Regions from separate parts of the Homo sapiens genome. Here region 2 is linked to region 1. Evidence: chromatin contacts called from ENCODE Hi-C or POLR2A ChIA-PET data. All regions are on one chromosome and are shown on one strand. Each heading gives the region's core, a stretch centred on a gene start or an enhancer-like site at or near the end of the contact. The rest is flanking DNA. Distances are from core to core; before and after follow the strand shown.

Evidence for each region. Hi-C counts contacts between places; a loop is a spot of excess contacts on that map. ChIA-PET counts read pairs that join two places held with the same protein, here RNA polymerase II (POLR2A). Pooled maps may share reads with other maps.
Region 2: a loop to region 1 is called in a map of mammary epithelial cell, with 7 times the contacts of the local background. The contact joins two enhancer-like sites. A Hi-C loop is called at or near these places in 6 of 168 maps with a recorded cell type or tissue (GM12878, HepG2, endothelial cell of umbilical vein and 3 more), 1 of 37 single-sample maps with no recorded cell type and 6 of 50 pooled maps. POLR2A ChIA-PET finds 5 or more read pairs at or near these places in 4 of 52 experiments (AG04449, BJ, HepG2 and 1 more).

The regions. Positions count from the first base shown.
Region 1 is chr13:30,864,345-30,867,719 of GRCh38, reverse strand. No RefSeq gene overlaps it. Among named protein-coding and RNA genes, the nearest start is that of LINC00545, 17 kb to the left of the region's middle. Within about 2 kb of position 1,884, at least 29 of the 41 ENCODE cell types and tissues checked have a DNase peak (open chromatin) inside an H3K27ac peak, as active enhancers do; they include mammary epithelial cell, where a contact is called at or near this core.
Region 2 is chr13:30,827,791-30,831,203 of GRCh38, reverse strand. No RefSeq gene overlaps it. Among named protein-coding and RNA genes, the nearest start is that of LINC00398, 26 kb to the right of the region's middle. RefSeq lists an enhancer at 3,276-3,413. Within about 2 kb of position 1,888, at least 4 of the 41 ENCODE cell types and tissues checked have a DNase peak (open chromatin) inside an H3K27ac peak, as active enhancers do; they include mammary epithelial cell, where a contact is called at or near this core.

The sequences.
Region 1 (3,375 bases), core at 635-3,134:
AGAGACCTGATGTAGCTAGAATGAGTTTGGAGGAATCCAACATGAAGGTAGCCCAATACTAGGTTGCAAACAGGCTAGATGCTTTTGGGTTTGTAGACATGTTTGATTTGGAACTCCCAGTGTTTTACATGAAAATCCCAAATTCTGGCTTCTTTTGAAAAACCAGTTGATATGACAACCCAAGCCTTTCTGCCCCAGTTGGCCACAGTCCATGCTGGAGCAGGGTCAGCCTGCCTCCTTGGACAGGGCCGGCACACTCCACTTGGCCTCAGCCCCTCCAGCCAGCTTACCTACTGATGTTACCTTCCTGGGCTCTTTAGGCATATGAATTAGTGACCTCAGATGACACTGGTAGGGTCAACCTTTCAAACGTGCACCTTTCCACTTAGCCAAAATCTGAGCTATGCCAGACATTTTGTTAGATAGCATCAGAGCACGGACTAGAAGCTGAATTGCTCTTGCAGTGAAAGGACTGATTCCCACACTCCTATTTTATCCCTACATGAAAACATGGCAAAATCAACTTTCCTTCTTGCTTACCTTCTAGGAAAATCAGAAGTATTCACCAGGTGTTGAAATAGAAACTTATTTCTTATAATTGCCAACTTTGCTGCACTGAGTCACATGTTGATTTCTACCTAATGAAAAATCCAGAGCAGGCTGGAGTCTGACAGATAGAGCCCGATTCGCTATTTACTCTGGTGCTAATCACAATCATGTTTACAGGAAAATGCCCTCATCTGCTTCCAGCAGCTCCAGCCACTCAGCCATGTGAGCGCTGTCTTCAAAGTCAATTGCCTGTCATTTTGCTGATTTATGTTGAGCAACTGCAAGGACCCCTCGAGGTATTTGTAGCTAGCTTGATGATTCCCAGCTTATAAAGTGGCAGTGGGCAGAGCATTTCAGTTCAAATTCCCATCAAGACAGAATTTAAATCCCCAGCCCTGCTGCTCATATTTGCAATGTGAGCACTTTAGATAAGCAGAAACCATCAAACCCTAAATGCTGGGGGAAATACAACCTGGATTTCTTCAAATGGAGCCTAAGCCCAAATCTTCTTTCAGACCTTGGATAGGAAAGTGATTCTAACAGTTTTTAAAAGAGTGATCACATATGCTTTTTCCCAAGAAGTATTAACGACTGAGGCAAGACGGGCACTATCAGATTAGATTGGAGAAGCCGGGAAACGAATTTCCCTCACCGCCTGCCTGGATTCTTAACGTTTCAACCAGCAGAATCTAATTTCTTTGGAATTACTTGCCCTCTAACAGAAGTTTTCTTTTTAAAATGAAAATATTGCCGAAAAGGGAGACCTATTAAATTACTAACCCATTAGCTTCTGGTTTAGCTTCAATCTTAGAGAAGCCCAATTCCTTCTAAACCTGTCTCGCCCTACACTGAAAGTGCTGGAGGTGCAGATCTCAGTGCACTGGCCTTGGCTGCTGAGATTCAGGGAGGTTAGATGGCGGGTAGAGTCACCCATGCGCTGTGGGATGGGGGTCCCTTCCATGCACTCTCCTGGCAAGTCCTGAACCACCAAAGGTGTAAGTGGATGTATTTTTCAGGTTCTCCCTTACAGCACTTTGAAGTCAAACACAAGATTTAAGGATTGCTCACAGCCTGCATTTTCTGTATTTCTGCATTTCTTGTTCACTCAACGTCTCAGGTATTTAATTACATACTCACTGTTAGGGCTCAGGGAAGCTGTTTAGAGGTTCAGCTCAGCCCCTTCGGGTCACAAAACTGAAATACAGTGACTTCCCCAAAGTCAGCAAAGCTCAAGGATCCTTAAGAACCCAGACATGTGAGATACTGAGTAATCCAAACTGAGGCCAACTCCAAAAAAGGGCTCCATTGACTCATCTTTCGGTCATCTCGCTCCAGCTCTCACTTAGAGAAAGTGCGTATTTCTTCCATTTAGAAAAGACTGCTCACGCTTTCCATGTCATTACATTTCTTTATTCCTCTCTTTATATTCCAGCTGCCTTTCTTCGTGTTTTTTGTCACTTGCCCTATTTAGCCATCTCCAAACTAGCTACCTGCCTCCGTGCCATGGAGCATGCTTTTCTGCAGCTCGGCCTCACGATTCTAGGCCAGCTTTTGCACCCCCTACCCCCTCCATGCTTATAAAACTGGGTTCCCTGCTCCCTTTCTGTGTGCTGTTATGCTTCAGAAGCGCCACTGGGTGGCAGTGTCTCAGAGCAGTCCTGGGCCCTGCAACGTGGCTTTGGGCTGGGCTGCTGGTTGCTTGTCTGTTACAGCACAAACAGGCCTGTGTGGACAGGCAGAGCAACGAGACAGCCACAGTGGTGCTCTGGAAAGGATGAGTATTAGATATTAAGGAAACGAGGGACAGAGGTCTGCGTACTGTGTCCTTTCGGAGCTTGCACTAGCCACAAGGCTGACATCTGCCGTCATTCTAACAAAGGAATCTCAAATCCTGAGGCTGTTTGGGAGGTGTCCTTGAAAAGAATGACTATAACCCTTTGCCCTCCCTGTTTTGATTTTCAGCCTACCATTGGGCCCTGATTCATCCATAAAAACAACAACCAAAAAATAAAAAAAAAAGGCAATCCCCGTGAGCATTGTGTGTTTGCTGGACAGGATAGTAATGGCTTAATCCTTCTAATGGCTTTGGTCACTGCAGGATATTAGCTATTAGAAGGGTCTGTTTAAAAGGGGGTGGTGGGGGAAGGTAGGGCCATCTGCTGATTATAGCATGCATGAGGAATGAAGGGAACATTTAAAGAGACACCGTCCATTGATTTAGACACAAATAATTAGTTTGTAGTTGAAAAGGCATATTTAGGGCTTGAATTTTAGTATCTGAATCATTTGCTTAAAGTGCAAATGTGATGTCTCAGACTGGAGATGATCCCAGGAACTATTTGATTCCACCTTTCATGCTTTTTGTAAAGAACTTCTCCGGAGACTAAAAGGAATGTGGCCTGAAATGCATCAACATTGACGTCATGGCTTGGAGTCTGTGGAAGTCAAACCAAATGTTTTTATTATAAACAGGTCAGCCCAGGACCAAACTGTGAAGTACATGTTTGATTTCCATGTGTCCCACCCCCAGCCCCAGCCTTGGCCTCTGCACAGAAAATAGTTCCCAACATCCCACCAGGTGGCCCAGCCCCCTCCTCACTGACTCCCCACTTCACCTTCCCTTCCAGGCCTGACAGCAAACTAAAGCAAAAGAAATCTTCCCAAGGATCGTGGCATATTAGGAAATGAATGCACGCTCTCCATTCAGGAAAGCTGGGGGCAGGCCAACCTCACCTCCCAAACGGGAAAAGCCTAGACTAGAGGTGAGCAGAGACCTGGCTTCCCCTCTAGGCCAGGCCCTGGGTCCATAGGCAACAACTGTTCTGG
Region 2 (3,413 bases), core at 639-3,138, 37 kb after region 1:
CTCAATTCTCTGTCAGCAATAGGAGACCATGATATTAAGAAAAATAGAACTGCCACAGCTTCCAAACCTGATGTCACTCAATGTCCTTAAGGCCTCAGGATGCCCAGCAGGGAACAAAGTTACTACTTGCTCATCTTTGTATTTCCAGGACCTAGCACTGTGCTGACTGGAAAATATATTTGCTAAGTAGATGAATGAAGGATGAATTGTTGCCCATCTCCTTTATTCAACCATTTGTGTGACCTTGGACTGCACCTCAATTCTAGGATTAGAGCATGTGCTCTCTTTCCCCACCCCAGTCCACTCAGCACCTGCTCTCTCCCCTGGGAAGCTCACCTGTCTGGACCACATCAGGGACTCCCTTCCCCTCTGGTCTCTGGTTGGGTGTGGCCAATGAGGGAAGGAAATGGAGTGAGGGTAGACTCCTTCTCCTCAGGGTCACTCCTGGAGCGGCTGCTTCAGACTTTGTCCTGAGTCACTCCTGAGTCACCTGAGAGGTCACTGCTCTTCTCAAGATGGTCTCCTCTGTGTGACTCTGTCCTCCTGCCCCATCCAGGACCTAGGGATGGTGAGAACTTAGCTGTCACTGACCCAGAGCACTGCACTACCCATTGTGGCCTTCCTGCATCCTGCCCACACCTTTGTAAATAAGACCTCCACAAAGTACCCTAATCTGAGCGTGCCATTTGTTTGCTGTTGGGGCCATAACTGATTGCGGGAGGGACTAAAACAAAATTCTCTGATGTAACTTCCCGCTATAAAAAACTCAAATCAATTCCTAGTACCTTTCCATGAAGTTACTTTATTAGGAAGCAAGTTATCTCTGCATAGGATTGGATCCTAAGCATAGCTGAGCTTTTGATGAGAGGCTGAGAAGGAATGGCACTGAGCCTGATAGGCTACTGCTGTGCCACAGGAGACCACTGATGGCTCAATACCCAGGACTGGGACAGTGGCTGGGAAAGGACATGGCTGTGCAAATGTCTTCTCGGGCTATTGGGCTGTGGGCCAAAACTCATTGGGTACGTGGTGGCCGTAGAAATACATCATTTGGCTCCCTCTTCAAGAGAGCCTGCTGCAGGGAATGTGGATGACTGGCAGCCTCCAGCTGCTGCACCTTCAGACCCCCCATAGGCTTCATGCCAAGCCACACTTCCCCTGGGCTGCTCCCAGCACAAGATGAGCACAGCCGGAGTCCCGGAGCCAGGCCATTGCTGCCCAGCACGAGGATCTTCCAATAAATGCATTTTTCTTGGGTCACCCAACTGTCCTGGCCAAGACTTTCTCAGAACATGTTGCAGCCCGAGGCTCCTCTGGTCTAATCTTTCCTTCCTGCTCTCCCTTCTCAGGTGTCAGAGCTGCCTCTCAGTCTGAAGTCTCTCCCAACCTGATCCTGCTCTCCCTTTTAATCATTCACAGGCATTTGCTCTAGTAAATCTCTTGTTTTTCTCATGTCACTTGGCATTGACTGCTCAGAGAACTCACAGTGGGTACCAGGAGTGGTGTGAGGAAAGTGGTGATAAGATGATATTGGAGACTGGCTCACTTGCTGCCCAGCTGGCAAGTCAGACTCCTTCTGGGATGGAAAGTGGGGACTGGATAATCCCAGACTCAGAGTGACAGCCCAAGTGCTGAAGATTTCATAGTCTGCAACCTGTGAAAATGTCTAGGCCAAGGGGGACAACCTTGCCAGTGCTGGACATTGGCATGTACAAGGGAATAATGCCTGCAAGGACAGGGGAGTTGACTAATGGTTACTAATTTGTTCTGACACCCTACAGACAGGTGATGAGGTATGGAAGACAGCCAATGACTAAGACTAAGCCCCTTTCATGCTCCACACACATTTCTCCTGTGTGTCTCATCCTGCCCTGGTATCTGCCTCCCGGGAGACCTGAACTGACTGGGGTGAAAGCAGACCTTCCTTTAAAAGGAACTGTCTTGCCCACAGTGAGTCATGCCAGGAAGCAGCCAGCTCTGGGACAAGGAAAGGGGCCCATGGTGAAGGGAGAACCCTCCTAGAAGCCAGAGGTCCACTGTGACCCTGATTCCGAAGCACAGAAATCTGGGGAACATTTACAATGGCCATGTGGAGGCAGGTTTAGAAGAAAGCAGGAGGCGGCCGGGTGGGGTGGCTCACGCTGTAATCCCAGCACTTTAGGATGCCGAGGTGGGTGGATCATGAGGTCAGGAGTTTGAGACCAGCCTGGCCAACATGGTGAAACCCCGTCTCTACTAAAAATACAAAAATTAGCCAGGCATGGTGGCAGGCACCTGTAATCCCAGCTACTTGGCAAGCTGAGGCAGGAGAATCACTTGAACCCAGGAGGCGGAGGTTGCAGTGAGCCGAGATCGTACCACTGCACTCCAGCCTGGGCAACAGAGTGAGACTCCGTCTCAAAAAAAAAAAAAAAAAGTCCTTTATCACAAAGTTTGAGTCAAGTCTGCTTGCAAGGATCTCATTCTGGAGTCACACTTCCTTTCACTGTTCCCTGAACCATCCCTAGAGCCTTGTTTAAAATCTCAGCCTGGTCCCTGCTCTGTTGAAGGGCAATGAGGCCCTGTTCTGCACCTGAGGAGAGTAGTGTCCTCCCAACTGTGTGGCCAAGGAAAAGGACAGCTGCCATACAACAGGGGTCCCATGGGAACCTCCACTGGGGTGGAGTGGGGGGCAGGATGAGAAGATGGTCCAGCAGCCTTGGGGCGTCTCCCCAGCACATGGAGGAAGCACCAGGAAGCTCTCAGGAAGAGCAGAGGGAAAAGTCAGAGAGGTGCTAGTGTGCAGCTGGAGAGCTGTAGAAGCGTCAGTATCCTAACTGGGTTAAATGGGAACCAGGTGGTCAAGGGGCCTATATGTCCTCCAGCTGGATAATCATAAGCTGACTACGTTAATTTAGCCAGCTAACACTTCCCAGATTTTTCTCTTTCTTGGTCTCCTGTAGTTAGAGCAACTCCCTGACTTTCCTAAGCCTTCCAAATCCAGAACTCCCACCCTTCCAGACCCTGGACCTCTTGGCCTTTTTTTTAACCTGTGTCTTCTGCAACCTTTGATGACAGTAGCGTCCCCAGGGACATTTATTAAAGTGAAAACTCCTGGGGAAATCTCAGAGGTTCCGACCTAGTAGGGCTGAGGTCGGCCTAACAGTGTGAGTTGTAAGAGATACGCCATGTGTTTGCAGGAGACCCAGAGACCGGCCGAAGCCAAAGCCAGTGGTTCTCAGATGCCATCAGCATCAGAGTTGCCTAAAGCACAGAGGGCTGCTCCCTGTCTCCACAGTTTTTTCAAGACCTCTAGATGGGCCCAAGAATCTGCATTTCCAACAAGTTCTCAGGTGGCGACCATGCTGCTGGTTCAGGGACCTCACTTGGAGAATCTTTGCTTTAAGAGATATGCGCTCCTCCCCCTTCAATTC